Regions from separate parts of the Homo sapiens genome. Here regions 1, 2, 3, 4, 5 and 6 are each linked to region 7. The links are chromatin loops, found by intact Hi-C in ENCODE. Cell type or tissue: heart left ventricle. All regions are shown on one strand.

What was found. A loop is a pair of places that touch in the nucleus more often than their neighbours do. Peaks named below come from ENCODE experiments on the same cell type or tissue, not always from the same donor. Only the 100,000 strongest peaks of a DNase experiment are listed, where the experiment ranks them.
Region 1: it touches region 7 in a loop (2.6-fold over the local background); 13 of 110 quality-filtered maps call a loop at or near these places.
Region 2: a loop joins it to region 7, with 11 times the contacts of the local background. A loop is called at or near these places in 85 of 110 quality-filtered maps.
Region 3: a loop joins it to region 7, with 4 times the contacts of the local background. A loop is called at or near these places in 85 of 110 quality-filtered maps.
Region 4: a loop joins it to region 7, with 2.2 times the contacts of the local background. A loop is called at or near these places in 5 of 110 quality-filtered maps.
Region 5: a loop joins it to region 7, with 3 times the contacts of the local background. A loop is called at or near these places in 2 of 110 quality-filtered maps.
Region 6: it touches region 7 in a loop (2.9-fold over the local background); 4 of 110 quality-filtered maps call a loop at or near these places.

Annotation. Positions count from the first base shown.
Region 1 is chr15:71,893,468-71,897,467 of GRCh38, reverse strand. It overlaps MYO9A (myosin IXA), which reads left to right. Exons shown (of 42, transcript NM_006901.4): 25 at 1-7; 26 at 3,690-3,789. Among named protein-coding and RNA genes, the nearest start is that of NR2E3, 85 kb to the right of the region's middle. In heart left ventricle, no CTCF peak of the experiment used is centred here; no DNase peak of the experiment used is centred here.
Region 2 is chr15:71,741,633-71,745,632 of GRCh38, reverse strand. It overlaps THSD4 (thrombospondin type 1 domain containing 4), which reads right to left. Exons shown (of 18, transcript NM_024817.3): 12 at 398-527. Among named protein-coding and RNA genes, the nearest start is that of THSD4-AS2, 52 kb to the right of the region's middle. In heart left ventricle, CTCF peaks have their summits at 1,320 and 1,526 (motif pointing left); no DNase peak of the experiment used is centred here.
Region 3 is chr15:71,750,654-71,754,653 of GRCh38, reverse strand. All of the region lies in intron 14 of THSD4 (thrombospondin type 1 domain containing 4), which reads right to left. Among named protein-coding and RNA genes, the nearest start is that of NR2E3, 58 kb to the left of the region's middle. In heart left ventricle, a CTCF peak has its summit at 1,789 (motif pointing left); no DNase peak of the experiment used is centred here.
Region 4 is chr15:72,022,696-72,026,695 of GRCh38, reverse strand. All of the region lies in intron 4 of MYO9A (myosin IXA), which reads left to right. The region is part of intron 2 of MYO9A-AS1 (MYO9A antisense RNA 1); the gene reads right to left. Among named protein-coding and RNA genes, the nearest start is that of MYO9A-AS1, 31 kb to the right of the region's middle. In heart left ventricle, no CTCF peak of the experiment used is centred here; no DNase peak of the experiment used is centred here.
Region 5 is chr15:71,955,212-71,959,211 of GRCh38, reverse strand. All of the region lies in intron 14 of MYO9A (myosin IXA), which reads left to right. Among named protein-coding and RNA genes, the nearest start is that of MYO9A-AS1, 36 kb to the left of the region's middle. In heart left ventricle, no CTCF peak of the experiment used is centred here; no DNase peak of the experiment used is centred here.
Region 6 is chr15:71,872,835-71,876,834 of GRCh38, reverse strand. It overlaps MYO9A (myosin IXA), which reads left to right. Exons shown (of 42, transcript NM_006901.4): 32 at 997-1,044. Among named protein-coding and RNA genes, the nearest start is that of NR2E3, 64 kb to the right of the region's middle. In heart left ventricle, no CTCF peak of the experiment used is centred here; no DNase peak of the experiment used is centred here.
Region 7 is chr15:72,153,880-72,157,879 of GRCh38, reverse strand. LOC124903522 (a long non-coding RNA gene) reads right to left here and starts at 2,731. Exons shown (of 3, transcript XR_007064706.1): 1 at 1,809-2,731. RefSeq lists an enhancer at 1,925-2,014. In heart left ventricle, a CTCF peak has its summit at 1,672 (motif pointing right); DNase peaks (open chromatin) are centred at 1,699 and 2,489; H3K4me3 peaks cover 1,068 bases.

The DNA.
Region 1 (4,000 bases), 260 kb after region 7:
TTCCCCTGTAAGTGAAATGTTTATTTATGTATAAATGGGAAACTTCTTGGAGTATTTTTATTAAGGTGCCTTGTTCTGCTCCAACTATTTGTGTAAAGTGGCTGCTCAACTTGGCCATTTTCTCTTTGTAAAAATATTCCCTAATTGTTGACTCTACCATCACCTGAAGTTGGATGTAGTTATATCCTAGGAATCCTTGACTGATCATGAATAGCAGAGTAAATACTGGGTTCCTCCCCATTAAGTGAGAAGCATTTGTGAAGGGCAGTACAGTGCCTATAAACATAGTAGGCATTCACCGAATACTGGTTGCTTTACAGCTGTGAAGTTTAGTAGTTGAAGGTTGTTTGTTTCAGGCTTTAAAGAAGTTAATTTGTTTTGTTACAGCTGTTGGCCTATTTATGGTCATCATTACGTTCATTATACTTCTTTGTATGTGATAAACACATAACATAAAATTTCCCATCTTAACCATTTTTAAATAATATAGTACAGTAGTGTTAACTGTATATACATTGTTTTGCAAAAGATCTCTAGAACTTTTTCTTCTTGTAAAATAAAACTCTGTACCCATTGAACAACTCTGCTTTTCCTTGTAGCCCCTGGCAACCATCATTCTACTTTCTGTTTCCAAGAGTTTACTTTTTATACTTCATATAAATAGAAATGAAATTTTTTTTTTTTTTTTAAGATGGAGTCTCACTCTGTCACCCAGGCTGGAGTGCAGTGGTGTGATCTCAGCTAACTGCAACCTCTGCCTCCTAGGCTCAAGCAGTTCTCCTGTCTCAGCCTCCCGAGTAGCTGGGACTATAGGTGCACGCCACCATGCCTGGCTAATTTTTGTATTTTTAGTAGAGATGGGGTTTCACCATATTTGTCAGGCTGGTCTCGAACTCCTGACCTCAGGTGATCCACCTGCCTCTGCCCCCCAAATTGCTGGGATTACAGGTGTGAGCCACCGCACCCAGCCGTAAGTAGAATTTCTTTATACTTTTTTAAACTAGAGGTAGTCATGAGAAAAGCATTTTTAAGTGGTACGTAAAAACAAATTTAACAAAATTGAAGATACTTGTATTATCTTTATATTTGGTAGATTCTTTTGGTTCTTATGGAGAATGTCATCATTGAAATGAAAGGAGGGCTGTATCTTTGGGTTAAAAATAAATTTTACATTAACAATGAAAATAACCTTTTCTCTCCTTTTATATATAACCCAAACATTTAAATGTTCCACCCTTTAAAATTTCATATGGATTTTAGAGAAATCCTTTGTAAATGTGGGCAAGAGATGATCAATAATATATTTTTCCAAGAGTCTCTATAGTATTACAAAGTGCAGTTGAGCTTAATGACAGTTTTAAGTATTATTCCCACCCATTAACCTACAGATTTCCCAGAAGTTCAAAGACTCTGTGTAGCATATGCATCCATAAGAGAGTGTTAAAAACATATTCCCTGTCATTCTAAGTTTAGTGATACATGGTATTCCATGCATATCTGTAAGTGAGCTCTTTAATATTCTTTAATGTCTATTAATTATGACATTTATGTGTGTGTATGTATTATAGGTGTATACACTTATAAAGTAGCTGTTGGATCCATGAATTTGTTTTGTAAAAAACAAATTGTGGATTCTAAAAAATATTAATCATCCTTGTGAAATATTTATCTTATTTTTCCAAGATACATAGTTGTAGGTGTATTTGAGTTGATTTCTTTTATTGCTTTATTAATGATCTACTTATCTTTAAAATTATTATATATTAGATTATATTAAACTCTACAGATAAAATTCATACTTTAAATCTCATCCTGTTGTATAAGTAATATTAGAAACATTAACATTTTGTAGAATCATAAATGCTGGTGCTTCTGAATTATGTAATCCAGTTCCCACATGTTACAGATAAGGTCACTGGGGCCCATAGAGGTGAAATGACTTATTCAAGATCATGTATTTAGAGAAATGGCTGGGACTAGAACTTGCATTTCATCATTAAGGATCGGCATTGGGTTTTATAATTAGAAAGTAATACTAGGTTAGTGTCCCTTTTGTACTGTAGTGGTGATGAGTACACAGTAGTTTTTAACTGTTTAATGAGAAAGGACAAAAAGAATTCATGGTGAAGTCTAAAGAAAATGTTGTGAGTTAAAAGGTTAATTGCAGTGGTCAAGTACTATCAAGATCCTATTAATTGTTGTTTCTCTTTGGAGGATAAATGAAGGTCCAATAGGCTCAACTGTGGCAAGAGAGATTTTGATAGCCAGAAGAGAATCCTTTAGAACAAGCTAGGATTGCTAGGCTTATACACATTGTACATACATTGCTCAAAAAGGGAGATCTCTAAGAAGCCTATAGCTAGCAAAGATTGCATCTATTTGTGTTTGTTTCGGGCTTATTGCATAGAGGCAAAGGGCAAGATAATTTCTTATGGCTCCTAGACTTACTTTTATAAAAATTAAATGAAAGATTTTGAATGGAAGAACAATTAATCTACCAACTAGTATCATAAGTTAGTGTCTAATTTTAGCTAGCACTATCCTTGGAAGTAAGATATGATTCTCAAGGAGCTTACAGTTCTGCTCAGGAGAGATTATCAATATGTTGTTGATGAGACTCATGGTACTGAGTTAATATAGGTAATTGGGGCCATGAAGGTTATATACACTTTTTCATCAGATTCTGGCATCTATTTCTGCCCAGAATTTAATGATAAAGCATTCTCATCATACAGTTTTTCAATCAAAATTAAATTTTCATAAGCTAACACTGTAACACCTGTATTGTCTGGAGCATACTTTTAGTTTGATAACAATTTCTTACCCTGCCAGTGTTGATTTTAGGCTATTCAACATCAAGCTTTTTGTTTGTTTGTTTTTTGGTTTTTTTGAGACAGTTTCACTCTTGTCACCCAAGCTAGAGTGTGCAGTGGCACGATCTTGGCTCACTGCAACCTCTGCCTCCTGGGTTCAAGTGATTCTCCTACCTCAGCCTTCCAAGTACCTGGGACTACAGCCACCTGCCACCACACCCAGCTAATTTTTATATTTTTGGTAGAGACGGAGTTTTGCCATGTTGACCACGCTGGTCTCAAACTCCTGACCTCAGGTGATCCGCCTGCCTCGGCCTCCCAAACTGCTGGGTTTACAGGCATGAGCCACTGCACCCAGCCTCAACGTCAAGTTTTAAAACTCAAAGACAGTGGATGAAAACTACAAAGAGAGATTTCAGAAGGAGTTTTCTAACCAATAAGAACCATCTCAGTATAAAATATAATGAGATCCTCATCCCTGGATGGCTATTTTTCAGGTATTTTATAATGATTAGATGGAAAGGCCCCTTGTAAGACTAGTATTCTAAAGATTCAGGGGTTTGGTATTTTCCTTTCCCCATCATCAGATCTATTTTATTTCTTGAGTTTATTTTGCAGCTACTATTCTTAAACATATGTCATATTCATAGTGGAATATACCCACTGATCATCAGGACAAGGCCTTTAGTAATTCAGTCTTATGCGTAGGTTCAGGATTATTATTACTAATTAGCTAAGCAGAAAAAATATGACTTAATTGTCTTGGGAATTGACTAAGATCTGAAAATATTTATGGAATTTGCTGGAAGTCTTTAACCTGGCTGCCATGGGATATCTGCTAAGAACTGAAATGTAATTTCATTGTTTTATTTAAAGTGTCAGCAAAGAAGCCTTAAACAGTAAAAATCCTCAACTCCATAAAGAAGATGAACCAGCATGGAAACCTGTGAAGTTAGCTGGGCCAGGCCAAAGAGAGGTAAGTTTTGAGTTTTTGTTTATCTATCTTCTATACAAAAGAGATGTACATTATTTTGGAAATTATTATTCTTGTAGGTAGAGCACCTCATCTACCCATTTACTCCCAAGTGTTTTTAGAGAAAGAAGCCATGAGCGGAGATTGTTATAATTATGAAGGTGTACTCCAGGCAGGGAATGGTGCCTAAAAACCCAGTTGCTAAGAAAAAGAA
Region 2 (4,000 bases), 410 kb after region 7:
AGACCTCTCCCGAGACACTTTTCTTGGCCTCTCCAGGCTGATGTTTTTGTGACTTGCATTATCCTCTCTCTGTGAACAGCTCACCTACGACACCAACTACACTGGCTTCTCGTTTTTTGCTTCCTCCTTTGTTTTCCTTACCAGGCTCAAACCTAATTGCTCCAGCTTTGTCAAGGGTGGGCTTCCCAGAAGTGGGTTGACTTGCTAAAGGCTATCAGCTCCTGAGTTCATCCTGAAAGACAGGTGTGCCTGCTAAACAGACTGCATTTTATGCATGGTCCAAGTCTTGTATTTCTAACTCAGATTTAGACTGACTTATATCTGTTCCTAAGGTCCTGTGCATAAGTGACCTGAAGTGACCCGGTAATAGGCGACCTAAATGGAGGGGCCTTCTTACAAGGCTGGGCAAGGGAAGATGTTGCAGGGCTCCTCCTCGGGGGTCGGCTTCATGCTGGAGTCACAGTAACTCTCAGGAGCCTCTTCATGAGTGCTTCTGTGCACACAGCGGAAAATAGGGTACTGCGATCCTGCAACAACAGGAGAATGTCTGAAGGACAGTCCCACACACTGGAAAGCTGGGCTATGGGTGGAGATGCACAGAGATTCGGGTGCTGATGAAGAGAGGGCACAGAAACAGTGAGGACAATTCACACATGCATGCACACTTACGCTCCCCCTTCATTTGAGGGTTTACACACACCTACCTCACAGGTCTTTGCTAGGAACTGTGGGGGTGCAAAGAAGAGCCTGCCCTAAAAGGAATCAATAATCTATTTGTGGACACGGTCTAAATATGCTCAAAGGCAGATACAAAGCATCTTCATTATAGTTCAAGATAACAAAAGAGAGATTCCCTAGGCAGGGGAATGATTATAGAAGGAACACAAATAGTAACTTTTCTAAAGTTCTCTGGAAGCGTCAAAGAGAAAGTGTCCTAAATGGGCCAAGCTTCGTTCTAGAGAAAGAATTGGGTTTGGGTAGATATGTGCATGTATATTTTGGAGGGAGGAGGCTGTCTAGGTCATTAAACTGGAATGAAAGTACCTGCCTGACAAACTAGCCTGCTACACCAGGTACATTTAAGGGATAGGTTGAAGCACAGAAGTAGAAGATTCAAGAAAGGGCGGAAGAGCAGCTGCCTCCCCCTTTGGCAAGCGTCTTTCATGTTCTTCTAATAAAGTACCCATCCAATGGTATTTCAGTGATCTGAGCATTTGTCTACTTCCCATGAGACCGTGAGCTTCTGAGGGACAGGGCTACTTCTTAATCTCTGTAGCCCCAGTACCTAGGAGAGTAGCAGGGGCTCAATAAATGACCGTGTTGAATGAATGTTTGAATGGTGTTGAATGAATGTTTATAACTGTTTTAGGTTTTTTGTTTTACTTTCATTGGATTAATAAGGATACATCTATTTTCGATAAAAAGCCAGAATTTGTTAAATGGAATGTCTAGGTGTCAATTAAAAAAAAAAAAAAAAAAAAAAAAGCTGATTCAATTCTGCCTTCCTTTCTCTGCTGCCACCTGGTGGCAACACTGAGCTATTATTAATGGACGTTTATAACGTGAGAAATGTAACCCCTGAACCTGAACCAACCACGGGAAGATGCTTCTTCACAAATAACTGTCTTCCCCACAGTCCAGGCCAGTATACAACTCCTGCCGGGAAGAACACTATACTTTATTCTACAACTCTGTCTTATCTCTGTTGCTAATTGGCCAGGCATTCATATTTTCTGAAGTTCCAACTCCTTACAATTTTAACTGCAACATAGGGGCTATCTTTTAACATAAACATCTTAATATTTCATCAGTCATGAAAGTGTTTCAGTGGTTTTTCAAGCTCATCTTGTATGACACACTGACCCAGAGGGTAGTAAGAAACTTGACAGTTTGCAAGACAGTGTTGAATCTGAAACGATCATTTGTTTAAATTACCCTGGTAGTAAAAATTTACAGTGTGGCTATAACTTGAGACCATTATTTAAAATAACGTTCCAATTAAGCACAATTATTGGCTGAGTAAAAGGCAGTACTGACTGTAAAGTTAATGGGATGCAAAGAACTTTTGTGGAATTAAAGTTTGTCCAGCTACAGATCTCCTTCCATTAAATAGAACAGATTTTTAATTAAATTCAACAAACATTAAGTACACTGTGCAGTTATAAAGGTGAATACATGGTTCACAGCTTGCAGTGGGACCCGGCTATTAAGGGATTAAGTAAAGATCTTATTTAGCCTATTCCTTTTCCTTCAGACCATGCGGGTTTAGCTTTTCCACTTAGATGTTTGTGGATAGGAAAGCAAAAGGAACTATCTCAACCACTTGGCACTCAAATAAGGGAGAAATCAAATTTTTTTAATCAAAAGGATACAGGCTCCCATAGGAATGCTCTGTGTCTTGGGAAGATGGGTCCTGCTGGGGTTGTCCAGCACCTGGCCACTGCTTGTCTTCCCTTGACATTTTACGGCGTTTATGGACATTGTCCATGGTCCAGCTCCACGGAAATGAACTCAGAGGCCCTCTGGCTCTCTGAAGGTGGGAAAATGCCAGATCTACAAATCTTTTTTTATTTTTTTTGAGACAGAGTTTAGCTCTGTCACCCAGGCTGGAGTGAAGTGGCACGATCTCTGCTCACCACAACCTCCACCTCCCGGGTTCAAGTGATTCTCCTGCTTCAGCCTCTCAAGTAGCTGGGATTACAGGTGCCTGCCACTGCGCCTGGCTGATTTTTGTATTTTTAGTAGAGATGGGGTTTTGCCGTGTTGTCCAGGCTTGTCTTAAACTCCTGACCTCAGGTGATTTGCCCACCTCGGCCTCCCAAAGTACTGGGATTACAGGCATAAGCCACGGCGCCTGACCCATATCTACAACTCTTGAGTCTAGTGACCGCAGTGGTTTCCTTCTTTGGGTCAGTTTTAATATATTTAGAAAGGGAGACAGCACCTGGCCACCTCCCATTGTTCAAGATTGCAATTCAATTATTCCTCTATTTGCTAGCAAGCAGGAACAAGGTGGTGAGGTCAGGCACTGGCTGGGCTTCAGGCAGCAGGAAAACTATTCGAGATCAGTTCGGTTGCCTTATATGCGGACATGTTGATCAAAATAGAAATATGTCATGTTGAAGGGGGGAACTGTACACAGGTAATTAGCAGATAATAAATGAGGTCAGTGAATTCAGGGGCTAGTGTAGAGGTCAGTGGGACATTATGGAAGAGAGACAAAATAAAGAGCAAGAAAAAAGTAAATGACTTTAGACTTGGAACTCTAGGAATCAAATGAAACAAGCCAAGAGTTTGACAGAGGCCTGATCAATGGCTGTGTGAGTATGGACCACTCTTGGATGCCAGCAACAGGGCCCTTCCCTGAGATGGTGATATCATGATGCTGGAAGCACTTAGACAAAGGGAAATTTGACCATGAAAAGCACAGAACTGTGTGGTGTGGTTAGCTCCACCAGGGAGGACTGGAGAAGGGTTTAGGCGAGGGTATGTGAGAAAATACACAATGGGATCACAAGGGGAACAGACTTATTCTGTGCATAAGTGACTTGGACAATGCCGGGAGGCTTGGGATTTCCTGGTCACTTGCCATGACTGCTGACGACCATTAGATGTGCTCTGCATCTGTGCCTCCGCATTGCCTCACCTACCCTGCATGTCTGGTGCCATCACCGCCTGGGACAGAGCAAAGGAGAGGCCTCCACGGGCCGCTGCCACTTGTCACTTGAAAGAAAAAGGAACTAGGATTGCCAGAGAAGGGAGGGATGAGAAACAACACATCCCTAGGTTTGCTTTATTTCCAAGGCACCTCTTCAGTATCTCTTGGGCCTGAGAACTGGTGCCATTTACTGGGTAAAGAAGAGCTAGACATGTCGCCTCAGACATTCTGAGTGGCAGATGCCGAGTGTGTGTGTGTGTGTGTGTGTGTGTGTGTGTGTGTGTGTGTGTACATGCACACATGGGTGTATATGGGCTAAATATTGAAAATGGGTCCTGTGCA
Region 3 (4,000 bases), 400 kb after region 7:
GGTTTGCAGACATTTTTCATGTCCTTTGCTATTTTGCTATTTGCATATTTCATGTCCTTTGCTATTTTGCTAGATTGCTATTAGAAATCTGGGACAATGACTCAGTCCTTTAGCTTAAAATTTGTTACAATAATTGGAATATTCTAGGCTAAAGGATTTGTTTGTTTGTTTGTTTGTTTGTTTGTTTCAGCCATGTATGATCTGGTTTTCTTCCTAACTTTAAAACTCAAGACATTTAAATACTCTTGTAAAGAATACAATGTAGGCCAGGTGTGGTGGCTCACACCTGTAATCCCAGCACTTTCGGAGGCTGAGGCAGGTGGATCACCTGAGGTCAGGAGTTTGAGACCAGCCTGGCCAACATAGTGAAACCCCATCTCTACTAAAAATACAAAAATTAACTGGGCATGATGGTGTGCACCTGTAATTCCAGCTACTTGGGAGGCTGAAACAGAAGAATCGCTTGAACCCGGGAGGTGGAGGTTGCAGTGATGCAGTAAGCCGAAATCATGCCACTGTACTCTAGCCTGGGTGACAGAGTGAGACTCCATCTCAAAAAAAAAAAAAAAAAAAAGAATAAAAGGTAAACAGAATTTCAGTTATCTTCATGTTTCCAACCCTTAGGCTACTTGTTTCCAAGTAATTTCCATCTGACTAGCTAACTTAATTTTCTGCTTTCAAAACCAAGTAATGCACATACATTTGGGAAAGTGTCTTCACATCCCCATATACCTAATTTAAAAGAAGAATATGAAGGACCATGCCAGTGCCCAATGGGAGGACATCACATGGATGAGGCCTGTAGAGGAGTTTCATTTTATTACAACACCTTCAGTGAAAAGCCCAACAAGTGTAAACATGAAAGGAGCTCCCCACTCACGACCTGGTCCAGGAAGCCTGTCAGCAGAAGCAAGGGGAAGGAGAAGTCCCTACCAGGGAGTGGGGACTAACCTTCCAGGTGAGGCTCCAAACCACACCCACCCACTGTCCTTAAAGGATGTTCCTAAAAGGACCAAATCTGCTTTGCTAGTCAGAAGAGGACATGACTCGTAATTGAACTTCTGGGCTGATAAAACACAGAAACACATGGAATTCCTAAGCAACCCTCTGGTGGGGACTGCCTTCTCATTCCAGCAACAGTTAAATCCTAAACTTGGCCCAACTGGCCCCTAAGGGACTATAAGGCTGTAATGACTATTCTTGAACTTCAGCTTTATGCATCATTTCTTATAATTTAAATGATTCAGTATTTTTTTCCTGGAAAACTTTCTTAGAAATTAGGTGTTACCAAACTAAGGCTGGTGGACTTTCTAAAAGTGTTTTTTTCCTGTTGTGATTAAAAATTGCACATGGGCTTAAACCTATCATTGATTTGTAGAACTGAAAAGTCAACGATGCTTACTTCTGATAAGGCCCACTCTCAAGTACAAGCAGCTGAAAAGATGTTTTTAAGGTGAGTCATTAAGCCAGAAGAAACTTTGTGTCCCTAGAAGTTTAACAGAAGATTCAGACTGGGGTTACAACCTCAATTCACTTAGGTAAAGATTAATTAATTTTAAATTGGGCAATAAGACACACTCTGTACTCTTAAGTGTTTGCGAACTTTAATTTTCTTTGGTCTCTCCCTCTTGAGCTTATTGAGTCGGAAGCTGTGTCTCGTTCATGACTGGCATGTAACAGGTGCTCAACACGTGTTTATTCCCAGTAATAAAAAATTTCATAGTTCAGACTAAAGCTTAACGAGGCCATTTTCTACACAAAGCAACTATTCAAAAGTGGAAGACTGCCATCCGCTGGTCATTCCAGGGGCTGAACCTTTTCTAAGACCAACTGGTGGCCCAAAGGCCCCTGGTAACACGCAGCTGAAGAAGAATGAAGCAGCCCACAGGAAATCCTTCCCACTGTGCCAACCTCATCTAGGTCATAGCTTCAAATATATTACTGCAGCGGTTACTCAGCAATGTTACAGTTGAAAAAACTGAAGCTCGGTGAATCAGTAGCTGGCTCAGGGTCAAATACGAAATAAGTGATGGTCATGGAGATGATACCAAAGCCAATGTGCGTTTCTTAAACCCAATAGTACTCCCTTCCCACTCATCTACTCTAAAATAAGCATGAACATTTAGAATTCATGATCTATTCTGAGGGTAGATAAGGCAAAAATTATTTACTTACACCATAGCACCCAACTTGCATGATTTAGAACATCTTTTCCAAAACGAACGAAAGAGTTCCCTGAATAGAATAAAGTGCTCATTCTTTGCTCTATTTATAATTTTAAGCCAAGCTAGATTCGGCAAGAACTTATGTTGAAATGCAAAGCAAAATTACTTTAAGGGGAAATCTGCAAGTCATTATTGGAGAGGAAATAGGTAGAGTGGAAATCTTTGGAAAATTTACATGTAGCTTTTTACTGTTCTAAATAAATGTGGGAGACACACAGAGGAATGAACCACTGCAGCTATTTTCCCCACAGAGTTGTTTTTTCTCTGTACGTATTGTGCTCTGTGCCCCCTGCCTTTTCAGAGAGTGGCAAATGTAGAGACATGGAATTTACAAACTAAAGAATCATGGCAACAAAATGACTGTAAAAGCGCTCTCAGTTGCTGCTTGGAAGACTACACCGAAATAATCTTTCTGGAGAACAATTAGCTAAAATGTATTAAGAGTTCAAAAAGCATTCATAATATTTTCCCATAATTTAACATGATTCCACGCCCCCACTATTTTACAGAGATAAGAAGAGGTGCATATAAAGATTTATGCACAAGAACACTTACTGAAGTCTTTTAAAATATTCTGTTTTAAACAGTAAAACATCACCCGTGTATGGAGGCTTATAACTGTAATCCCAGCTACTCAGGAGGCTGAGGAGGGAGGATCACTAGAGCCCAGGAGGTCAAGGCTTCAGTGAGCCATGATTGTGCCACTGCAGTCCAGCCTGGGCAACAGAGCAAGACCTGGTCTCAAAAATAAAAATAAAAATAAAAATAAAAATAAAAACTAGAAAATCCCAAACATTTAGAAATAGGAGATTGTTTCAGTTATATAGTTCTATAGCTTATTATAATAAAAATCATGTTTTAAAGATTTTATGCTTATAATAATTAAGTGAAAAGAGGTGACCAAATTATACATACATTATGATATAAAGATACATTTATATCTTTAAAATACGTATGAGGAAAAAAAGCTATGTAGGTAAAGTATGTATGAGAAGAAAAAACTTGAAGTATAGCTTAATCTCAAATTTTCTTTTGGTGAAGAGGTTTGGAGCATACTTTTCCAAATTTCTCATATTCTTAAAACAATACTGTGTTACTTTTTAACCAGAAAAAAGCCAACATTTTTAAGAAAAAGAATCATTCCAATATAAAAATGAAAGTCCAGCATCATTCTTTTCATCCATTTGCTGATACAGGAAATCCATCAAGTTTACTGAGAACACGAATGAGTTCAGAAACTGAAGCACAAAAGGATTAGTTGAGGAAACTAGATATTTTTAGCCTGGAGAAAGTGGAAGGGGTTCCCCAATGGCTGTAGGGCTGTCCTTTTCTAAAGGACAGTGGGACTTAGTAAGAAACACTTTGGTTAACTGTAAAAGGAGACCTCTTGACACCTTGAGCTGTACAAGAAATAGATGTAATTGTCTGGACACAGGGTGAATTTCTGATAAAGGGTTTGGGCAAGAGCTGTGACCTATGTCAGGGGCACTGCAGAGGATTCCTCATGCTGGCAAGGAGGCTGAGCTCACAAACACCTTCCCCCACTGTTTCCGCAGTACCATGCGCTAATGTTTGGGATGGGAGGCTTGGAAAATAGGGATACACCGAAGAACTAGGATGAGCTCTCCTGGACTCAGCTTTAGGGCAGAAGCTTGAGTCAGTGGCCAGATCAGCACTTACTCTCCATCTGTTTCTCTTTGGTTAGAGCCTCCCAGATGGCCAAATTAGTGTCTGCTCCTGGGACTGGGGGCACAGTCAGATGCTCATCTTGGAAG
Region 4 (4,000 bases), 130 kb after region 7:
ATAAAAGTTTAATTTTGAAGATCTTTTCAAAGAACCGATCTTTAGTTTCATTGATGTTCTCTATTTTTTTTCCTATTTCCTATTTCATTTATTTCTGCTCTGATGCTTATTATTTCCTTCCTTCTGCTTGCTTTGGGTTTAGTTTGCTTTTTTTTCTAGTTTCTTAAGGTGGATGGTTAGGTTATAGATTTGAGATCTTTTTTATATGGGTTTACAGGTATAAAGCCCCTCTAAGCACTGCTTCAACTGTTTTCCATGTATTGGTGTAGTGTTTTGTTTTTGTGCATCTTGGAGTATTTTATAATTTTGCTTGTGACTTCTTTAACCCACTGGTTATTTAGGAATGTGTTGTCAAATTTCCATGTATTTGTATTTTGGAAATGTGATTTCTTTTCTTTCTTTTTTTTTTTTTTTTTTTTTCTTGAGACGGAGTCTTGCTCTGAGGCACGGGCTGGAGTGCAGTGGTGAGATTTCGGCTCACTGCAAGCTCTGCCTCCTGGGTTCACGCCATTCTCCTGCCTCAGCCTCCCAAGTAGCTGGGACTACAGGCGCCTGCCATCACGCCTGGCTAATTTTTTGTATTTTTAGTAGGGGCGGGGTTTCACCATGTTATCCAGGATGGTCTCGATCTCCTGACCTTGTGATCTGCCCGCCTCAGCCTCCCAAAATGTTACAGGCGTGAGCCACCATGCCTGGCCGTGGAAATGTGATTTCTTATTTCACTGCAAAGTGTTTGGAGTAGTTGTATGATTTCAATCTCCTTAAATTATTGAGACTTGTTTTGTAGTAGACTACACATGGTCTACCCTGGAGGATACTCCATGTGGACTTGAAAAAATATATGAATATATCCTCCTTATGTTGACTGGAGTGTTCTATAAACATATGTTAGGTCTAATTGGTATATAGTAATTTTGAAGTCCTCTTTTTCTTGTTCATCTTCTGTCTAGTTGCTTTCTTCATTATTGAAAGTGGAGTATTGCAGTCTCTCAGTATTATTGTTGAATTGTGTGCTTCTTCTCTTAGTTCTGTCAAGTTCTTTTTGTGGCCGGGTGCACTGGCTCACTCCTGTAATCCCAGCACTTTGGGAGACCAAGGCAGGCAGATCATTTGAGATGAGGAGTTTTAGACCAGCCTGGCTAACATGGTGAAACTAAAAGTATAGAAACTATCCAGGTGTGGTTGCATGCGCCTGTATTTCCAGCTACTTGGGAGGCTGAGTCAGGAGAATCGCCTGAACCTGGAAGGTGGAGGTTGCAATGAGCCGAGGTCTCGCCACTGCACTCCAGTCTGGGTGACAGTGCGAAACTCCATCTCAAAAAAAAAGTTTTTTTGCTCAATGTTTTTTTGGGCTCTGTTCTTAGACACACATTTATGTATATTTTAAATTGTTATGTCTTCTTGATGGATTGGCCCTTTTGTCATTATAAGATGGCCTTCTTTGTCCCTAGGAACAAGTTTGGTCTTTATTTTACCTGATATTAGTAATAATTAGTAATTATTGTTTTATCTGGTATTCTCTAGCTTGCTTTTGGATATTGCTTGCATGGTAACTTTTTTTTCCATCTTTTTATTTTTAACCTATTTGTGTCTTTGAGTCTAAAGCTTGTCTCTTGTAAACAGTATGCAGTTGGACCATACATTTTCCTTTTATCCATTCTGCCATTTATCTACCTTTAGATTAGAGCATTTGATCTACTTAATGTAATTATTGATAAGGTAGGATTATTAATACCATTTTGCTGTTTGTTCTCCATATGTGTTACGATTTTTTTTTGTTCTTCTGTTCTTCTATTCCTGCCTTCTTTTGCATTAAATAAATGTTTTCTAGTGTACCATTTTAATTTCATTGGCATTTCTTTTTATTATTTTTTATATTCTTATTGGTTACCTTGGGCATTGTAGTTAAAATCTGATAACAATGTAGTTTGGAATAATGACAACTTAATTTTGATAGTATACAACAAACTTTGTATGTAGTTCTATTCCTTTCTTGCTCCTTTGTCCTGTAATTGTTATGCAAATTACTTCTTTATGGTGGTACATCCATCAACACATTTATAATTACTGCTTTATGTAATTTCTCAAGTTTAATAGGAAAAAAGTGTTATACATAAAAAATAGGCCAGGTGCAGTGGCTCCTGCCTGTAATCCCAGCACTTTGGGGAAGCCAAGGTGGGCAGATCACTTGAGGCCAGGAGTTCGAGACCAGCCTAGACAACATGGCAAAACCTTATCTCTACAAAAATTAGCCAGGTGTGGTGATGCACGCCTGTAGTCCCAGCTACTTAGGAGGCTGAGGTGAGAGGATCACTTGAAACGAGATAGAGGTTGCAGTGAGTCGAGATCATGCCACTGCACTCCAGCCTGGGCAACAGAGTGAGATCCTGTCAATCAATCAATCAATGAGTTAATTAATTTATACTATCTTTTATATTTACCTATGTAGTTACTTTTACCAGTGTTCTTTATTTCTTCATGTTTAATTGAATCTTGTCTAGTATCCTTTTATTTCAGTCAGAAAAATGAACTCCCTTTAGTATTTCTTGTAAGGACCATCTATAGCTGTGAAGTCCAACTTTGTTTATCTGGCAGTATTCTAATTTCTCCTTTATTTTTCCTGGATATATACTTCTTGATTGACAATTTTTTTTTCCTTTCAACGTTTTGAATACGTTATCTGTCTGCCATGGTTCGTGATGAGAAATCAGCTGTTAATCTTATGTTAGGATTCCTTGATGAGGAATTTCTCTCTTGGTGCTTTCAAAATTCTTTGTCTTTGCCTTTCAAGAATTTTGGTTTGTCAAAATGTGGATTTGAGTTTATACTCTCTAGAGTTCATTGAATTTCTTGGATGTGCAGATTAATGTTTTCCATCAAATTTGGAGAGAGATTTTGGCAATTGTTTTTTCAAGTATTCTTTATGTCCCTTTCTTTTTTCTCCTTTTAGAACCCCCAGTATAGGAGCCTTTTTTTCTTTTCTTTTTTTTTTTTTTTTTTGAGACAGAGTTTCATTCTTGTCGCCCAGGCTGGAGTGCAATGGTGTGATCTCAGCTTAGTACAACCTTCGCCTCCTGGGTTCAAGTGATTCTCCTGCCTCAGCCTCCTGAGTAGCTAGGATTACAGGTGCCTGCCACCATGCCCAGCTATTTTTTTTGTAATTTTAGTAGAGACGGGGTTTCACCATGTTGGCCAGGCTGGCCTCGAACTCCTGACCTCAGGTGATCCACCCACCTCTGCCTCCCAAAGTACTGGGGTTATAAGCGTGAGCTGCCTTAAACTCCTGACCTCAGGTGATCCACCCACCTCCACCTCCCAAAGTGCTGGCATTATAGGTGTGAGCCACCGTGCCTGCCATAGGAGTCTTTTTAATGGTGTCCCACAGGTCTCTGAGACCTTGTGGTCTCCATTTTATTTTTTCTTCTGTTCCTTAGACGAGAGTCAATTGACCTGTCTTCATGTTTGTTGATTTTTTCTTCAAGTTCACTGGTTCTTTCTTCTGCCTACTCATATTTGCTGTTGAGCTCCTCTGGATACTTTTTCATTGCAGTTATATTTTTCAACTCCAGAATTCTTTTTGGATTAATTTCTTTAAAGTCCTGTATATTAGTCTCTATTTGGTGAGATAGCGTTCTCATAGTTTTCTTTAGTTCATTAAATGTGACTTTCTGTAGTTCATTGAACACGTTTAAAATAGCTGATTAAAATCTTGTAAGTCTAATGTCTGGGTTTTTTCAGGGACAGTTATTAATTAATACTTTTTCTACTTTGTATCGGCTATACTGTCTTCTTTCTTTGCATGCCTTATAATTTTTTGTTGTTGTTGTTGAAAACTGGATTTTTTTTGGCTGGGTGTGGTGACTCACGCTTGTAATCCCAGCACTTTGGGAGGCCAAGATGGGTAGATCACCTGAGCCCCCACGAGTTCGAGACCAGCCTGGGCAACACGGGGAGACTCTGTCTCTACAAAAAATACAAAAATTAGCCAGATTTGGTGGTG
Region 5 (4,000 bases), 200 kb after region 7:
TCCATTTTTTAGATTGTAAAGTATTTGAACTGGTCTTTGTAGATGTATAGGGAGAATTATAGTTTATTAGAGAAATAAAAGGACTATCTCAAACCTGCTTTGCCTTTTACAAAGTGATTTCTAAGAGGTTATCTTTGTAAAAAGCTTTAAGGAAAATTTTTTTTCTTTAAGATGCTTTCTTGTTTATTATGACAAACTTCTAATCAAGAAAACCACTCAAAATTGATTAGCATCCTGCTAAGACATAATTGAGTAAGAGAAGAAACTTTTCTTGTATTTACTGTCAAAGCCTATTTACTTTATTCACATTATCTGTATATTCCTTTGGCATTTAAAATCTATTATTTGTGAAAGCTAGTTGTTACATATCTGTTATTATCAATATCGGCAATGACATGCAATGTTATTAATGATAAACAACCTGTATTTTCTCTACCTTGATAAAGTCTAGATTCCTTATTTTCTAATCTTGTTTTCCCTTCTGGCTAGTACAGAGCTTCCATATAATAATCTCTTTTTGAAAATTTGTATTCAACATAACATGCATATACAAAAGTACACAAAGCAAAAATGTATAGTTCAGTGGAGTACCACAAAGTAAACACAACCCTGGAACTACCACCTAGGTTAAGAAACACAACATTCCAGCCACCCAAAATTTCTCCTTGGAAAAAACTTTAAAATTTTTACTTTTTATAAAGGAAAAGAAAAACTCTAGTTTGTTTGCATTTTGAAGCCTGAGCAGATTTGTTTCCGAAAGTAATTGTTTATATTACAATATATCAGTGTCAATGCCAGCATTCACCCTAACGTTTTATTTTCTCCACACCGCTTCCTACCTACTCTCTTTTGGTAGGTTTAGGATAAAAACATATTATAAAGTTGGAACATTGTATCACTGTAAAAACTAACAGATTGTAAAAATGGTTTAAATGGTAGATCCAGAATTTTTATAATGACCGTAAATATTATGCAGTCATATTAAGATGAAATAGGAATTACAGATTAAGACGAAGTAGAAAATATGAAAGGCAGAAAAGGTGAGGTGACCAATTCTAGATGTTGGATATGAGAATAAGAGGGCAAAGATAATACTTTCTAAAGAAGAAAGAAGATGAAATCTGCAGAATTACAGTATGTTTTTATTTCCTTTGATGATATCTTAATTAAAAACTTCAGTGGACTCTTAGTTAATTGTCAAGAAACACCCTGACTGGGAATTATACAGAAATAACCTGACTGGGAATTATACAGTATGTAGAACTGAGTACAATGATGCTTTATTTGATTCTTTTGGAGTTATTAATAAAAGTATAGCCAAATAGGAATTTAAACTAGTCTAAAAAGGCTAGGCAAAGATGGGTAATTCAGCTGTGCCATCAGGATGAGACGTGAACAAGAGGGTCCAAAGTATTTTTCAGTTTCTTCATCTACAAAGAGAGAAGCTGAAACCCTTTATATAGTGTCTGCAGATGAGAGAGCTTCAAGGTTTTCCACAGAACCTGTTTCTCTTCTTCATCCCACTCAATAGACTATGTAACTCTGATGTACTTCTGTTTGTTTATGTAAGTGGGAGAAGCGTTCTAGTGACCATCTATTTTCAAAAATGACCAGATACTAAAATTGATTTGGGTATCACCATAAGTCTAGAATCTCTATGCTGTACTCTGTACACAATTCTTCCTAGTACTTAATAGATTTAAATAAACTTTTGTTAAAAAAAAAAGGACTTTTTTTATAAATTACTTCTGTATTGGGCAGTATAGTAGGGCAATTAAGAATAAGGGTTTTGGATAGACATCAGTGAAATGGTGGGGTAAGGACCTCTAAATTTTTTTTCATAATAGCAATGAGAAAATTGGCAAAAATTGTCAAAACAACTTTGTCAGAACCCTGGAATTTAATCAAAGGCTCCCAGTAACCTGAGAAGTATTTATACAAGACAAAAGGCTGAATATCAGTAAAGACAGTGCCTAATACATATTTTAGTGAGGATATGGAAAATTAGAAGTCTTGTATACTACTGATGTAGCCACTCCGTAATACGTTTTGGCAGTTCCTCAGAAAGTTAAATATAGAATTGTATTTGACCCACCAATTCTGCTCCTAGGTATGTACTTAGAAGAACAAACAAAACAAAATGTGTAGACAGATATTCTTTACAACATCTTTCTAATAGCCAACAAGTAGAGACAACCCAAATGTTCCATCAACTGATGAATGGATGAACAAAAGGTGGTATATCCATACATGGCATGTTATTTGGCCATAAAAGAAATGAAATACTGGTACATGCCACAATATGAATGAACCTTGAAAGCATTAAGATATATATATATATATATATATATTTGTGTGTGTGTGTGTGTGTGTGTATATATATATAGCATATATAGCATATATATATAGCATACATATATACATATATAGCATACATGCTACATATATGAATATATGCTATATATGCTACATATGTGTATATATGCTAATGCATATGCTACACACATATGCTACGTGTATATAAGAGAGATATATAGATAGATATATATAGATATATATATTTTTTGAGACGGAGTCTCGCTCTGTCGCCCAGGCTGGAGTGCAGTGGTGCAATCTTGGCTCACTGCAACCTTCACCTCCCAGGTTCAAGCGATTCTCTTGCCTCAGCCTCGCTAGTAGCTGGGACTACAGGCACTCGTCACCATGCCTGGCTATTTTTATATTTTTGTATTTTTAGTAGAGGCGAGGTTTCACTATGTTGGCCAGACTGGTCTTCAACTCCTGACCTCAGGTGACCCACCTGCCTCGGCCTCCCAAAGTTCTGGGATTACAGGCGTGAGCCACCACGCTGGGCGTATTTTATATATATATATATATATATTTTTTTTTTTTTTTTTTTTTAAGAGCCGGGTTTCGCTGTGTTGCATGTGTTGGAATGCAGTGGTGCTATCACAGTTCACTGTAGCCTCAAACTCCTGGGCTCATGTTATCTTCCTGCTTCAGCATCTCAAGACACTGGAACTACAGGCACATGCCACCATGCCTGGCCTTTTCTTTTTTTAAATTTGTTTTTGGAGGTGGGTCTTGCTGTATTACCCAGGCTGGTCTTGAACTCCTGGCCTTAAGTGATCCTCGCTGCTCAGCCTCCCCCCGAGTGTCTGGGATTACAGGTGCGAGCCACCATGCCTGGTTCTCATTATATCAAAGAAGTACAGTTTCCATATTTGTAATATGGAATCATACAATACTCTATATTACAAAATGGAATATTGTATCATTCCATTTATGTGAATTGTCCAGAATAAGCAAATCTGTAGAGACAGAACTTAGATTAGTGTTTGCCTAGGGCTAGAGGGTCAGGTATAGAGCTAAGAGATGGGGAGGATGATAGAGAGTGTGAGTATCTTTTTGTATGATCAAAATGTTCTAAAATTGATTGTGGTAATGTTTATGTAGCTTCATGAATTATACTAAAAGCATTTAATTGTATACTTTAAATCAAGGAATTGTTTAGTAGGTGAATTGTATTTCAATAAAACTGTTACAAACATATAAAAAAGAATATTCTAAAGTGCTTTTATTCATAATAGTTCCTGAATGTTCATCAGTGGAAGAATGGATGACCAAATTGTGATATACTCCTACCATGTAACATTACTCAGCAATGAAAAGAAACAAACCACTGATACTCAGAATGAATGAGTCACAAAAAATCCTCAGCAAAAAGCTAGATATGAAAGAATATATGCTGTGTTATTTCTTTAGTTTAAGAACAGACAACATGGCTGGGCCCAGTGGCTCACGCCTGTAATCCCAGCACTTTGGGAGGCCAAGGTGGGTGGATCACCTGAGGTCAGGAGTTCAAGACCAGCCTGACCAACATGGAGAAACCCTGTCTCTACTAAAAATACAAAAATTTAGCCGGGCTTGGTGGCGCATGCCTGTAATCCCAGCTACTTGGGAAGCTGAGGCAGGAGAATAGCTTGAATCCAGGAGGTGG
Region 6 (4,000 bases), 280 kb after region 7:
TTTCCGTGTCCCAAATGTTGCCTTTTTGTATATATTTTATATTTAGCTCCATGGTAGTTTTCTACAGCTAAAATACGGGAAGTAAAATCTTTAAAACAATCAGCTTGGCACAGTGGCTCATGCCTGTAATCCCAGCACTTTGGGAGGCTGAGGTGAGCAGATCACAAGGTCGGGAGATCGAGACCAGACTGGCCAACATAGTGAAACCCCGTCTCTACTAAATATACAAAAATTAGCCAGGTGTGCTGGCACACGCCTGTAGTCCCAGCTACTTGGGAGGCTGAGACAGGAGAATTGCTTGAACCTGGGAGGTGGAGGTTGTGGTGAGCCAAGATTGCACCACTGCCCTCCAGCCTGGGCAACAGAGCAAAACTCCGTCTCAAAAAAAAAAAAAAAAAAAAAAAAAAAATACCAGCCAGGCGTGGTGGCTCAAGCCCGCAATCCCAGCACTTTGGGAGGCCGAGGCGGGTGGATCATGAAGTCAGGGGTTTGAGACCAGCCGGTCTCAAAAAATACAAAAATAGCCAGATGTGGTGGTGTGTGCCTATAATACCAGCTACTCAGGAGGCCGAGGCAGGAGAATTCACTTGAACCTGGGAAGCAGAGGTTGCAGTGAGCCTAGACTGCACCAATTGCACTCCAACCTGGGCGACAGAGCAAGACTCCGTCTCAAAAAAAAAAAAAAATCAATTAATGATTAAAATAAAACAATCATTTAAATTAATATGGCGGTGGCTTCTGGGCAGAACTGAGGTTTAAAAAAGAATAATCTCTAAAGTATCCTTCCATTCTGTTGCTGTCATTGGCAATTATGTTTTATCAGATTTTAAATTTTTTCTCACATTTGCTTATTAGCACTGCACAGTTCCTCTTGGAGAATAAAGAAATGACTATTGTGTTACCTGTTGAGCAAGTATCTTAACATTTGCAATGAAGTAAGAAAGTATGTTAGTCTTTGTTATCACAATTTCCATATATCTCCTGTCCCCCTGTCAGGTGCCAAAAACAGAAAGAAAGAAAAGAAGGAAAAAGGAAACTGATTTGGTAAGTTATAATCTGTTTTTTAAATTAAAAAAGTAATTTTCAGATCAGTTGTCTGAGGTATATCATACAATATATATGTGGATATATTTATGAAATAAGTTTATCAGGTACCTAGGCAATAATCATATTTATATCTTTACAAAAATTTAGAATGATTAGATGTGACTGGACTTGTTATCAATGATAGCTTCCTAAAATGGCAGAAAACTGAAATTGTTTACTCATGAAAGAAAAAATATTATTTCTTTTCAGAACTAGGGGTGGGGAAGGAGCTCTTCAGGAGTTTTCTCTCCCTTCTAAAGAAAACAGGGGTTATTTAGGATTTTACAATTATAAATACTTTCAATTCAAAAGACATTTCTGAAGGCATTTGAACAAATTTTATCATTGTTCATGTTTATATACAATCACACAATATATACAATCACACTTTTTCACGCTGACATGCTGACATGTATGAGGTTCTTTATTGAAGAGGACTTTGTAAAAGCAAAAGACTGCAAACAACCTAAATATATAGGGAAATGATTAAATAAATTAGACACATCTATATGATATATATCCAATATATGATGTTATCATATATACATCATATACACAACATCATTTATAATATCTATCATATATATAATACAATAGATAGAAACATAGATACAAAATATATATCACATATATATTATGTGGTTTATGATAATTTGTGCAATTACAAGGATGAATTAAGCCCTTAAGGTGTGCATAATCTACAAGTGGAGGCAGTAAAAAGTTTTCAAATTATTACTGTCAGGTATGATAAATATTATAGTAGGAATAATACAAAGTGCTGTTGGATACAGAAAGGGGAAATGAAGGAATAGTTTACAGAAGAGAAAAATACTTTTGCTAATTCTTGACAAGTGAGTAGTGGTTTAGACAGTCAATATCTAGCCATTGGGAAAAACAGTATGTACAAATGTGTGTGAATGAAGAAGCTGCTATGTTGAGCCAGTTGCTTTGATTGGCTTAAGTGTTGCATGTTCATATGAAGGCGTTTGGGAGGAGTCTGATCAAGACTCTACCTTCAAAATATTTTGAATACCTTACCATTTCACATCACCTCCACTGCTATCAACAGCAGTCCGATGAACTATGAGTCTCATACTGGTCTACCTTCTTATACTCTTCTCCCGTTATAGTTCTCTATGTAATAGCCATAGTTACTTTTTAAACATAAAAATCAAATCATATCCTTTCTCTACTCAGAACTGTTTAGTGATTTCCAGTGTTTGTCAGAATGAAACCCAAAGTTCTTACCATGCCTACAAGGCTTGACATGATCTTGAGCGTGACTGCCTCTCTAAGCTTCATTTCCTCCTACTCTCCCCCTGGTTCCTTCTGTTTAAGCTACATTTGCTGCCATCACTTCCCACTTCCCCTCCTCCTCCTATCGTCTTTACTTTCTTCTGGAAACTTTAAACTTTAGGGCCTACAAAACCTGGATTCAACCCTGCCAAAAATTGCAAATTCTAATTGTAGAATATTTATCATCTACCTTACTAATATTCAGGATTATAAATCATCCCCTCTTGCTTGTAAACAAAATTCCCAAATCTTTTTACATCCTTACTTGCAGCTTTTCCACTATCTGTGTTAGAAGTGCGATCTGACTGTTTTATAGATTATTTGCCTATTGCGAAGTTTCTGCCTTTTCACAAGTACAGAATTTTGAAAGTAGTATACCTAACTCCTTAGCCTGGTTTGCTTTGGTTTTCCAAGAGGATTTTCTCATTGAGAAACACTGGACAACTTAAGCTCTGAGTCTCAATGTCCTCATCTGTAAAGCAGGAATAATGCCACCCACCACTGAGATTTTTGTGAAAATAAATGAGATTGTATACAAAGGAAAGGATAGGGAAGACAGAGAACCTCTTACTAACAGATATGTTTAGGCACTTTATATACTTTAAGCCTTAAAAGATTAGTTATTCATATCAATAAGGGAAAGAACAACACTTCAAAATAAAAATGTACAAGCATATGAATACATTTATTCAACAACTATTTTATTATAATTCAGGAACTGTAATAAGTGCAATTCATAGAAATGTCTAGAAATACACAAATAAATGTTTATTAGCAGTCAAATTAAAGTGAAGTAACAGTGATTTTCTACTTTTTCCATCATTGAACAAAGCTGAAAATAAATTAGTTACCTAGAGTTTGGAAACATAAGACAGATTTTTCAATAATACAAATAGGAGTGTAATTTGCATAATCTTCTTGGAGAATGTACTTTAGCAATGATGTATTAAAAACCTTAAAAACGTTAAAGGAAAAAAAAAACTGACCCAGCAATAACATACCTAAGAATTTGTTTAGTAGGCATATCAATCACACTTTTTCACAGTAACATGCTGACATGCACGAGGTTCTTTATTGAAGAAGAGTTTGTAATGGCAAAAGACTGAAAACAACCTAAATAGATTGGGAAATGATTAAATAAATTAGATACATCTATATAATAGGATGTAGCATAACATTAAAGGAAAAGGGGACATTCACCAAGATGTTTTGTTAAGTAAAAAGTACAAGGGCTGGCCAGGCGCGGTGGTTCACACTTGTAATCCCAGCACTTTGGGAGGCTGAGGCAGGTGTGGATCACCTGAGGTCGGGAGTTCGAGACCAGCCTGGCCAACATGGCGAAACCCCATCTCTACTAAAAATACAAAAAAAAATTAGCCAGGTGTGGTGATGGGCGCCTGTAATCCCAGCTGCTCGGGAGGCTGAGGCAGGAGAATCGCTTGAACCTGGGAGGTGGAGATTGCAGTGAGCCGAGATCGCGCCACTGCACTCCAGCCTGGGCGACAGAGCGAGACTCTGTCTCAAAAAAAGAAAAAAAAAAGTACAAGGGCTAAACACTGTACAGAAAGCTACTATTTGTGCAAAAAAAGAAAAAAAGTACAAGGGCTATAAACACTGT
Region 7 (4,000 bases):
GACAGGGTCTCACTCTGTCACTCAGTCACCCAGACTGAAGTACAGTGGTGTGATCACAGCTTACTGCAGCCTCGACCTCCAGGGCCCAAACTGAAGAAATATTTGAACACACATGTTCATAGCAGCATTATGTACAATAACCGAAAAGTAGAAGCAACTCAAGTGTCCACCCATGGATGAATAAACATATATATATATATGTGTATATATTCTATATATATATGTTTATATATTCTATATATATATACACACACAATGAAATATGTATATTCATCTACTCATGGATATGTAAATATATATATATATATATATATATGAAAAAATATTCAGCCTTGAGAAGGAAAAAAAGTCTGACACATGCTATAACATTGATGAACCTTGTGGACATTAAGCTAAGTGAAATAATCCAGTCCAAAAAAAAAAAATTTCTGGAATCCAGGCTTGTAGAAAGAAAAAAAAATAAAAACAAAACCCCGCACAAATACTGGGCAGGGTGCAGTGGCTGGCTTATGCCTGTAATTCCAGCTACATAGGAGGGAGGATCACTTGAGGCCAGGAGTTTGAGACCAGCCTGGGCAACACAGCGAGACCCCATCTCTTAAAAAAAAGACAAATACTGTATGATTTGGCTTATAGGTGGTATGTGGAGTAGTCAAATTCATAGAGACAGAAAGTAGAATGGTGGCTGCCAGGGGCTGAGGGAAGGGGGAAGTGGAGAACTATTGTTTAATGGGTATAGAGTTGCAGTTTTGCAAGATGAAGAATTCTGGAGATTGGTTGCACAATAGTGTAATGTACTTAACACTACTGAACTATATGCTAAATATGGTTAAGATGGTAAATTTTATGTCATTTTACCACAATTTTTTAAAAGTTAAAAGAAAAGAGTTTGGTGGGGTAAGCAGAAGAGTTTGGATTTTATATAGTCCCTGGGTATTACAGCTCAGATCGGAAAGTTTGGTAGGGCAGATCAGTGGTTGTTGAAACCAAGTGCTTTCCTTTGCTAGAGGAAATAAACACCTGGATATAATACACAGAAAAATATAGCTTATAATCTATAGGCTTTTCAGGGACTTAGAGAAACCAATCCAATAAAATTCTTTAAAGTATGCCCACTCCTCACTATTCCCAGGGACTGATTCATAGCAGCAGCATCACAGAGAAGGCATATAATCATATATTTATCATGGCAATGAGCTAACTTTATCAGGGAGAAATAGCTGCCTTAAATTTGGGGAAACAGAAAGGAAATATACATTATGCCAGAGCCTCAGTTTTGCAACATGGGCCTTAGCAGAAAGGAAGGGTCATGGGAGGGGCAGTATTATTAGCGAAAAAGGCATTCAGGAATGAGGGGGACTCAAGGACAACTTCATCCCACTGAGATGTCCTGGGAATAAGAAACTACCCCCACCCCCTCTCCCAGGTGCCCAGCCAGCCAGCCATGGCCCCTCTACCTGACTGCCAGACTGAGTGAGGCCTAGAAGCCCATGGTGCTCCTCTCTCCTAGCTGCTGGGCCACAGAACCAGGGAGTCCTAGAGCAGAGAAACTTCTCAGAGAAGGATCTCCAGGTTGCCTCAGGACTAGACTGAGAGGCTAGATCCTCAAACTCAATCCAAGGCTGGCTGTCTCTCTCTCAGAGAAGGAAGTGATGACAACTGAGCCACTAGGCGGCAGCAAAGTCCAGCAAAAAGACGCAGAGGCAGAGGGGTGAGTAAAGACTTCGTTGTCCTCCCTCAGAAAAAGCTACTCCTGTCCCCTTGCTGGGGAAAACGGGCCCAGGGCCCCTCCAGTCCAGGTCACCTACCTATCCAAAGTAAGAAGGGAATCTTCAGGAAGGCTTGTGTGGCCATTTGCCCCGAAAAGAATGGCTCTATCCGCTTCCGCTTTGGTCCTCCTCGCTCTCTTCTCTCATCACCTGGGGAAGGGCCAGCGCTGATTCTGAAAGGACGGCGTTTCCGAGGGCTCTCCAGACTTCCCCCAGCTCTGGCCACTCGGAAGGCAGGCGTGGAGAACAAGTGTGTGTGTGTTTGTGTTTCTGGGCTGCAAGGGTGGAGAGTGCAGTTTCTAGGGCATAGAAATCCCAGGCTCTTCTCCAACCTGCCCTTGTTTGGATTAGCATTTTCTCTTAGACACAGAATCGCCGAAATCTGGCTCCTGTGAAGTGTGATTTCATGATGGCAACAACACTCTTTCCGCTCCTACCTTTATTTAGAGAGCACGGGCTGGGCCCCAGAGCAGAGAGTTTTAACGTTTAACAGTTCCACATGCCCTGTCCGCTGACAGCGAGAGGGTGGGAGGCATTTAAGCCTCTGAAATGATATTCTAGAGAAACCTGAGTTCATCCGCCTGCGTGCCTGACCTCCACAGAGCCAAGGAACACCTGGTACCCAGCAGAGCCCTGCTTTCGCTGCTGCCTTCGTGCTGGCAGGGCTCCTTGCCTTCCCGGAATGTGTTCCTTCTTGTTTGCCACTCAGTGCCTGGCCCAAAGCCAAACCTGGGCTGCTCGGAATGCCATGCCCCCACTCACTTCTCTCTCAGGATCTGAGACAAGGCTCTCTTCCGCCTGGGGAAAGGCCAGGCTCTCGCTGCAGCCTCGTCCCACTGCGCAACTTCTCTAGGCACATCAGACTCTCCACCGGCTGAAAGCAGAAGCACTTAGGGAGAGGACAGCAGGGTCCCCAGGAAAGCAGACGGTGTGGCATACTGATATCCTATTGGCAGCCTTCTAAACTGGGCCAGAGTTGGCAAAGTGTTATTCACAAGGTGTTCATTAACTTGCTAAATGCAAAAAGGTTGGGTTGGGCACCACTCTGGGAAAACATGACACCCCTGCTCCTGGATTCAGTCTAGCATGAAGGTGTGTTAATTGGTGTAGGATTTCTATGCAAGTTTTTCTTTGCTGTTAGTTCCAAATACCAGACTAGTCTGTGTGGCATGCTCTCCCCAATATATAACCACATTTAAACAATTTATTAAGCACCTTCTATGGGCTCCTGAATGCATGCTTCTATAGATACTATGACACTATAATTTTCTGAGCACTTAATTGTGTACCAGGCACTATATAGAGTGCTTTTTATACTCATTATCTCATTGAAGAGAATCTCAATACACTAATACAGTTTTCACACTTTACGCTGTGTAAACTGAGATCAATAGGCCAGAAATACAATATGGACTCCTTCAGGGAGTAGCTGAGGAAGCGAGGTAGACAGAATAGCAATGTAACAGTGTAAGACGGGTGAATCCGTGTAAGTGCAAAAGGCAGTGGTATGGGCAGACTTAATGTTACAGGGGCATGCAGCATGCGTGGGCCTCAAAGAATGAGTAAGATTTGGATCTGAGGAGAGAGGTGGGGAGGATCTTCCCAAAATGTGTGTTTGCGGGGTAACATCAGTTAAAGTATGGTAGTGCTGAGGGCGGGACAGATAAAAATCTGAAAGAAGCAGAGTCTGAATATGTATGTGGGCAGAATCCCCAGGATCTAAGTGCCAGGATGACAAGGACAGACTTAGTCTCCCCGGGCTGAGGAGCTACTGCAGTTTAGGAGTGAAGGAGAAAAGTGATGGTTTGGCGATATTGGTTTCTCAGTAGAGTACAAGGTGGATTAAAAGTTCAGTAGAAAAGTCTAGATCATGGTTTCTCAACCTCAGCACTACTGATATTTTGGACTGGCTAATTCTTTGTTATAGGGGGTTATCTTGTGTATTGAAAGATTCTGGGCCACATCCTTGGTCTCTGCTTACCTGATGCCAGTAGCACCCCCCACCCCTGGTTATGACAGCCAAGTGTCTCCAGAGCAGGCAAACTACCCCTAATTGAGTATCATTGCTTTAGGTGGCAGGAAGTTAGGGCCTGGACCTTATAATATTGGCAGTTATTTTGATAACTGCGTCAGTCTATTGACTTTCAGAATAGCTGATAAAAGTAAAAAATGGTTTCCTTGCCGCAGGAAATTCATCATCAGTGCCAAAGAACTTAATGGCATAGAGAAAA